2 separate regions of the Homo sapiens genome follow, and region 2 is linked to region 1. Evidence: chromatin contacts called from ENCODE Hi-C data. All regions are on one chromosome and are shown on one strand. Each heading gives the region's core, a stretch centred on a gene start or an enhancer-like site at or near the end of the contact. The rest is flanking DNA. Distances are from core to core; before and after follow the strand shown. Region 1 overlaps PUM3 (pumilio RNA binding family member 3). Region 2 overlaps VLDLR-AS1 (VLDLR antisense RNA 1).

Region 1 (4,497 bases), core at 1,933-4,432:
GCAAATGCTCTTCCAATCCTTTTACAATCTTTTAAAACAATGAAGGAAATTACATGTAGAATTAGGCATGATTTAAAAGTCAACATTGTCACAGTTTTCACAGGGATGTAAGTTATTCATTAAAAAAAATACAGGCTGGGCACAGTGGCTCATGCCTGTAATCCCAGCACTTTGGGAGCCCGAGGTGGGCAGATCACGAGGTCAGGAGATCGAGACCATCCTGGCTAACACGGTGAAACCAGGTCTCTACTAAAAATAAAAAAAATTAGCTGGGCGTGGTGGCGGGCACCTGCCGTTCCAGCTACTCAGGAGGCTGAGGCAGGAGAATGGCATGAACCCAGGAGGCAGAGCTTGCAGTGAGCTGAGATCGCACCACTGCACTCCAGCCTGGGCGACAGTGTGAGACTCCATCTCAAAAAAAAAAAATTATGTTTTGGTCAAAACCATAAATGTGGTGAAGCCACCTGATACCTTGTGAATGTTATAATTTGTCAAAAAGATGGTAGTTTAAAAATCCTAAGGGCCAAGCACAATGGCTATGCCTGTAATCCCAGCACTTTCGGAGGTCAAGATGGGAGGACTACTTGAGCCTAAGAGTCTGAGATCAGCCTGGCCAACACAGGGAGACCCCCATCTCTACAAAAAATAAAAAAATAAAAATTAGTTGGGTGTGGTGGCATGCGTCTGTAGTCTCAGCTACACAGGAGGCTGAGATGGGAGGAAAACTTGAGCCCAGGAGGTTGAGGCTGCAGTGAGCTGAGATCGTGACACTGCACTCCAGCCTGGGTGACAGTGAGACTCCATCTCAAAAAAAAAAAAAAAAAAAAAAAAGATTCCTAAGGACTGACTGAAAGAGTTACATTTGCTTTCTAATATTTGGTATGTTTGTCTAGACCATGAGTGACTGGGAGTAATATTAGACTACTGAGAACAAATATTAGAACTGAGAAATCAACGTGAAGGAAGTGTGTCTTTTGCATGACCAGGCCCTGCTCAGAGAAGGGCACATGTTATACATACCTAGAAAGAATAATGGCACCTCGATTTACACTAGCCCAGGACTTCAGGTTCTTCATACCAACATGCTCTACAAGTGTTTTTGCAAAACAACCTGTAAAATATACTGAAGCTTAGTGAACATCACATAATAAGATATATACTCCCTACCCCCTTCTCTACTGCCCTTAAATCTGCAAATATTTTTAAACAAAAAAGCTAACAAAAGTAGCTTTCACCCAATCTCCCTTTTAACACAAAAAATTCCAGTGCAGGTTTATCTAATGCATTTCTAAAAGAGCCATTTCTTTTAACTCTGATCCAAAACCTAAGCTATGTTTAGCAGTAATTACTCAAGATAAACTATGAATTCTAATAAAACACTCACTTGGTTATGTCTGCACTTCTTTGTATTATTTAATGATTTAACTTTGACCTGAAAGCTATTCAGGAAATAAATGTTTCACAGTAGCACCTCATGCTTGGTTGAAATCAAGTTCTTCCTCATGGAGAAATGCTCACTCACAAGGTGCCATGAACATAACACAGTGTTCACGTGTTCAACAGTGGTTGATAAATGACTGTTCTAGCTTAAACTTGGCATTTCTCTTTACAACGCTTACATACTCACAAATCAAAAATACCATTTTTCTCCCGTTATTCTAGTATTTGATTCCCAAGGTCGTGGTATTATCTTTTTCACTTTGCAATTAATGCTTGGACAAAGGAGAAATTCTGATAGCTAAGATTTAGTGCAGATGGAGGTAGGGACAACCTATCTTGAAGGCAAACATCATAGTCAGGTAGCATGTACTATATAATTCATTCAAAGATACCTGAATGTAAGGACTCTTTAAAAGCCAAGAGGCCTATGGCTATTCAGCCTTTCATGGTACCTGCTAAAGAGGGACAGAGTTCAGCTAGTGAGGCAAATTGTTTTCCAAAGCTGACCACAATAATATCTCCTGTCCTGTGTGCTCTTCTAGAATGCAGCCACTCCCCCATCTATAGGGGGAATCCATGTCTTCTTTTGAATCACAGTGGGCCTCTGTGATTGACTTGACCAAGACAGTATGATGAAAGTGGCATTAAATGACTGCTAAGGATAAATCATGGAAGTGCCACGCATTTACTTTGTCCTCTTGGGATGCTCACTCTTAAAAAAGCAACCACCATCTCGTGAAGGAGCCCAAGCAGCCTAGAAAGGGAAACTGAGGCTGTTGGTCCCCAGCCAACAGTCAGTACTCACTTGCCAGCCATGTGAGTGAGCTAAGCGAAAAGTGGACACTCCAACCACAAACCGAGCAGCCCTAGATGACTCTGACTCTGAGCATAGAGGGGCAGGCTCCACCAGACCCTGATCAAGTCATTGTTTTGAAAACTACTAAGTTTTAAGGTGGCTACTATCCAGTAAAAGAGAATCAAAACAGCTAGACGTGCAGGAGGACAAACTCATTTGGTGCTGAATACGACAAGACAAACACATCAGACCCAAACTGGCAGATTTTAGGGTTCTCAGCACATTTTAATTAAGAGGGAGAAAAACCACTGGACATTAAGCCAGACTACTTTTCTGGCATAAACTCAACTATACATCAACTTTTTAATAATGAAAAAGATTATTCCATATGTTATTTTTTTCTTTAATATTTATCACAAGGCTTCTCTTTTACAAAAAAATTTAGTGAAAAATAGCCCCAGGTCCCCATTCTTAAAGGTAAGGTGAGAAGTGACAGCTCTACTGCTATACTGATTGCCACACTAGCCATCAGAGCTGCCACTTGCCGCAAGACATGAATTCATGATCTGTCACTTTTTTCCAGACATTGTAATGAAAAGCCCAAACTGTTTTAACTCAGTAGGGGAAAAAAATCTCTCCAGTGGTTTAAATACCAGATGGAATTTGGATTTTGTAAGTGAAGGTCTGGTTGGAGATAGGACTGAGAGGGGAATGGCATGCAAATGCTAATGCTGTCCTTCTCTAGAGAGCTGAGTTTCTACAGAGCAGCTGTAAGGCTTACAAAAAACCAGAAAGCGCCAAAGACTGGCTTACTCTTTGGTCACATGTATTTCAATGCCAAATAAACAGGCACTAGTCCAAAACTCTCTTACGAGGATAATCTTCTTCTGCTTATTCTTTCTTCAAACATAGAGATAAATGTCATGCCTTTCTACTGAGGTAATGATACTCAACAATTGGGGCCCCCTACCCCCTCTCACCATCCTCATTAGAATGGCATTTTAAGGCATTGACCAAGCCAGGTTAGAAGCCTGCAGCAGCACAGGAAGGAAAACAGAGAGAGTGAGGGGGCGGTGGGGGGGGCTGGCGGGGGGGGTTTGGAAAAAAGAAAATTAAAAGAGTTCTCAGGCACAAATATTTCTAGGGGAAAAAGCATTACCAGCAACCACTGAATCATTTCTTATTCACAGACACCATTTCTAGACACTTGGCAAACTTCATTTGAGCTTAAATGGCTGGTATAAAGTTCAGGGATGCCAGGAATTACTGGAATTCCACATGAGATACAAGAAAAGGTCAAATTTCATAGCCTACCTTCTCTCCCATTTTCTTTCATCTTTTTATCTTGCTCTATTAACCACTTCAGAACTAGATGTCCTGCAGGATGTTCTGCAATGTGAAGCTATGAAGGGTCAAGAACAGTTAATTTTAAAAGTTGTTTTCATTCATACAAATACATTTGAATGAATACATACTATTTATGCCACCACATACAGATAAGGACTCAGCCACTTTTAAAGTTCCACAGGCTTAAGAGGTCTTTATCTAGGACAACCATCATACTTGGGGGGACCACAGATCTATTCTGATCCCCAGACTGAAAGACAGTTATGCCAGATAACACAGCCACGGCACAGCGCTTCAGTCTCCGCTTCATTTAATCTGCTCTGAACAGTAGCAGCACAAGGCTCATCTTAATGCTAATCACGTCTTGGATTGAAATATGTCATTCTCAGACACAAATAAACCTACAGGACAGAACACTATAGCACAAACATCAAAACCCAATGCTGCATGCTGTTTAAGTACACATGACCACCGAAGGGGATTATCTGATGAGCGAATCAAGAAAGCATCTTTTCAGCTCAACCTTACTCCTCTTCAAGAGCAATACCAAGCGTTCCCAGTTATTTGGGCTACTCCTTAGCAAGTATGGGAGGCAACCGGCTCAGTCTCCTTATAGAGAAACTTTCAAGGTACATTCATCTTTCCCATTTGTTAATATGGTCAGGAGCCAGGGCTTCTCTAAGATCCATGGCCCACTTCTCTTCCCCAATCGCAGGTGTCAGAAGCACCTTGGGCACTCAATACTTGGCAATGATTTCATTCATAAGCAAATTCACATCTGTAAAACATTCCCAAGTACCAGGCTTTGACCCAGATGGTTAGAGAAAATTAAAGATGAATGTAATTGCTGCTGTGAGAGGTTCTTGGTTGTTTATTCAACAGGTATCTCCCTCCCCAGCTTTCTTACTGACACC
Region 2 (4,099 bases), core at 1,299-3,798, 240 kb before region 1:
GCTCATTAGGAAGAAGCACCAACATCTTCATCTTAAACCTCTTTCTATATCCCTTATGGAATTTATAACTGCATGAGCTTAGTTAACATTGTTTAATAAAAGAGGAGTCCAAACCAGGTGTTTCCAAACCTGGCTCATCATCAGTGTTACCTAAGGAGTTTTTAAAACTGTGGGTGACCAATCCTACCCTGTGCATGTCTGAAGGGTAGAGATCAGAGGACCTGCATTTTTACTATGCTTCCTCTGTTAATTCTGATGTAGCCATTTCAGCACCATTTCTCAGATTTGCATTTGATAACTGCATTAGATGAATATAGCCAATGGCCTCAATTAATGGTCACCCCATATCCTCCCCCTTTGCCCTATAACTGTAGTGCCATGCCACTGTGACTCTGAGCTTGCCCCAAGTGACTTGTTTTGGCCAACAGAATTTCAGCAAACTTGATGCAAGGAGAGACTTGGAAAAGTGCTTGCCTGCATGTCTCCATTTTCTCTCTTCAACCCCTGTCACTGCAATGAGACTATCCAAGGCTAGCCAGGTGAAAGGGTATGAGAGACACATAAAATAGGGCTGAGTCATCCCAGCCAAGGCCACACTAGACCAGCCATCCCCTAGCCTACTTACCAGCTGGCTGAAGATGCATAAGTAAACCCAGTTGAGATCAGTCAAGACCCATTTCAGACAGCAGTATCACCCAGTGAACTGTAGACTTGGGAGAAATAATAAATGGCTATTATTTTAAGCTACTAAAGATTGGGGTGGTTTGTTCCAAAACACAGCTTACTGATACAACAACCATGATGCAGACCAACTGGAGGGATGGAACGTCTAAACTAAAGGCTGGTGTCAGAGAGACTTGTAGAAATTTTCAATGTCTATTGCACAGGATGAAGAAAGACAATTTTCCAAGGTCACGTATATGAGAAGTGCCAGGCTACAGTTTAGTTTAGTTGGTTTGTGTCTTCCAAAGCAACAGCATGTAAGCAATGTTTCCCAAATTTATTTGACCACAGAGCCTTCTTTATCCCTCACTCCTAAACTAAGAATCAGACAAAATGAATATTCCATACAGCATACGTTGGGACATTATTTAAGATCAATTGGTCTTCATCCTGCTTCCATGTTGTTCCAAGGGGTAGAGCTGCATTTAAGGCATTATAGTTACAGGGAGAAGAATTGGGATTAAACATATTCAAGCAAGGATTTGTCAACTATGAGAGTTATCCAAAGATGAACTTGCTGGCCTTGTGAAACAGTGACTGCAAACCCCAAGACTAAAGGTATTCAAAGAGAGAGAAATCTGAAGTGACAAGTTAACTTCCTTGAAATCTTTATTCCCCAATAACATGACAAAGGCTTCCGATTACTTCTTTCAGTTCTAAGTGGTGTGACAGTTCATTTTATGTGTCATCTCGGCTAGGCTATGGTGCCCTCTTGTTTGGTTAAACACTAGTCTAGATGGGATGTGAAGGTATTTTGTAGATGTAATTAATATTTGTAATCTGTAGATTTTTTAGGTAAAGCAGATTACGCCCCATAATGTGGGTAGGTCTTATCTAATCAGTTGAGGGCCTTTTAACAACTGAGGCTTCCCACAGAAAAAAGAATTCTGCTTCAAGACTGCAACATAGAAATCCTGTTTGAGTTTCTCTCCTACCGCCCTGCCCTGCGGATTTTGGACATACCAGACCCCATAATTATGTGAGCAAATTCCTTAAAATAACTAGAATAATTCTCCCTTTTTCCCTCTCTCTGCCCCACCACACACACACACACACACACACACACACACACACACACACACACGTATATGTACATATGTGTGCACACACATATGTATAGATGTGTATGTATATATGTGTGCACACACATGTGTATAGATGTGTATGTATATATGTGTGCACACACATGTGTATAGATGTGTATGTATATATGTGTGCACACACATGTGTACAGATGTGTATGTATATATGTGTGCATACACATATGTATAGATGTGCATGTATATATGTGTGTATATATGTATATACATATATACATATATACATATATACATATATACATACATATATACATATATACATATATATACATATATACATATATACATATATATATACATATATATACATATATACATATATACATATATATATACATATATACATATATACATATATATACATATATCCTATTGGTTCTGTTTCTCTGGAAAACCCTGACTAATACAAGTAAATATCAAACATCGTTTATATTTTATCACAATCCTGGACTAAAATACCCAGAAGTTCTACCCTGCTTCCTAATACTTGCCTTGGAATCAGAGTGTTAGGTTTCCCAGGTTTCCTGTGTGGTTCCTCTAAGGACTCCTGTGGGTAGTCAGCGGAGAACCAGAACTCCTAGTTGCATTATTGTGGTAGCCAGGAGGTGACATTTCTCATATTCCCTTTTTAAGAGGGACAGATTTTATGAGTCACCTTGGGTGGCATAGCAATTTTGCAGCTGCGTAATGTTTGTAAGAAACTGACAGTCCCTCATGAACCACAGTGACCCAACTTGGCAGGGCCCCAGCACCTATTTATGGCCTGAGATACAGGGGAAGAGGTCACAGGAGGAGGTTCTCTCTTCTGGAATTGAGCCAGACAGACGATAACACTCTAGGTCAGAGTTAACACAGTCTGATTCACTGCAACACGTTCTCTGAATGACTTCCTAGGAGCCTAACTGAACTACTACAAATCCAGTGTTGATATCCAGTATGTAGCCACTTAGAAAAAGATAAAAAATAAAATAAAAAAGAGAAGGTCAATAATAAAAAAGAAGGCTTTAAGAGAAATAAACAAAAAATACCAAGTGTAGCCCAGTGATAGTGGGAATACAGACCTGGAACAACCCCCTTGCTCAGTTATGTGCCCTGTTCACATTACTCAGAAGACCTCACACTGCAGCTGCCGCCAACAGTAACTAGTGCCTCGAGGACAAATTCTTGTTTTTCCTTGCCTAGTTCAATACCTAGCACATAGCAGGAGCTTAAAAACTATTCACTGAGTCAATGAGCTACTAAGGACATAGAGCCCTTCACATCCACGTAGCTATTCAGCCAGGATTGTTTTTCATCCTGTCATTGAGCTTCACAAGCCCAGTATGATCCAGCACCTGAGAATATTTCTTTCTAAACTAGCCCTGATACATGTGTGCAGTTTCTGGGTTCTTAAAATCTTTAGAACTAAGGTCCTTATATTTGGATACTGTGTTTGTATTCATTTTCTAGGGCTGCCAAAACAAAGTAGCATACACTGAGTGGCTTAAACAACAGAAATTTATTTTCTCAGAGCCACGGCTAGAAGTCTGAGATTAAGATGTTGACAGGGTCGGTTTCATCTGAGGCTGCTGTCTTTGACTTGCGGATAGCCATCTTCTGTTTTTATCCTCACATGATTTTCCCTCTGTAACTGTCTGCATCCTAGTCTCATCTTCTTCAAAGGACACCAACCACATTGGATTAGGGCCCACTCTAATTATCTCATTTTATTTCATTATCTCTTTAAAGATCTGTCTCCAAATTTAGTCACATTCTGAAATACTAGGGCTTAGGAATTTGACATACACACTTCGGAGGGTCACAAACACATATACACACACATATAAGATACATGTAATAGGTAAATAAATCTTTTCACAGCTTTAAGGTCAGAAAGGGAAAGTCTTTACATCTGTTCTATCTTAATATCTTTCTCTGATTGCATACTTAGAACCCTCCATTAAGTGTGAAGGAAGAAAAACTATAGGATACAATCTCTGTATCTTTCCTCTAATTAACAATTAAACTAACTTTAAACTAATTAATTGATTTCTTTTTCATGTATCTCAAATTTTTATTTCCTCTTTGTATTAAGCTGTTCTTGCCTTGCTACAAAGAAATACCTGAGACTGGATAATTTATTTAAAAAGGGGTTTAATTGGCTCACAGTTCTGTAGGCGTACAGGAAGTACAGCAGCATGTGCTTCTGGAGAGACCTCAGGAAGCTTCCAATCATGGCAGAAGGCAAAGGGGGTACAGGCACATCACAGGCGGGAGCAAGAGAGAGTGGAGGTGGT

The links. A loop is a pair of places that touch in the nucleus more often than their neighbours do. Pooled maps may share reads with other maps.
Region 2: a loop to region 1 is called in a map of aorta, with 2.4 times the contacts of the local background. The contact joins two enhancer-like sites. A Hi-C loop is called at or near these places in 2 of 168 maps with a recorded cell type or tissue (aorta and cardiac septum) and 5 of 50 pooled maps.

The regions. Positions count from the first base shown.
Region 1 is chr9:2,806,794-2,811,290 of GRCh38, forward strand. It overlaps PUM3 (pumilio RNA binding family member 3), which reads right to left. Exons shown (of 18, transcript NM_014878.5): 16 at 3,551-3,638; 17 at 1,021-1,111. Among named protein-coding and RNA genes, the nearest start is that of PUM3, 35 kb to the right of the region's middle. RefSeq lists enhancers at 1,695-2,570, 4,322-4,497. Within about 2 kb of position 3,183, at least 2 of the 41 ENCODE cell types and tissues checked have a DNase peak (open chromatin) inside an H3K27ac peak, as active enhancers do.
Region 2 is chr9:2,568,308-2,572,406 of GRCh38, forward strand. All of the region lies in intron 1 of VLDLR-AS1 (VLDLR antisense RNA 1), which reads right to left. Among named protein-coding and RNA genes, the nearest start is that of VLDLR, 51 kb to the right of the region's middle. Within about 2 kb of position 2,549, at least 17 of the 41 ENCODE cell types and tissues checked have a DNase peak (open chromatin) inside an H3K27ac peak, as active enhancers do.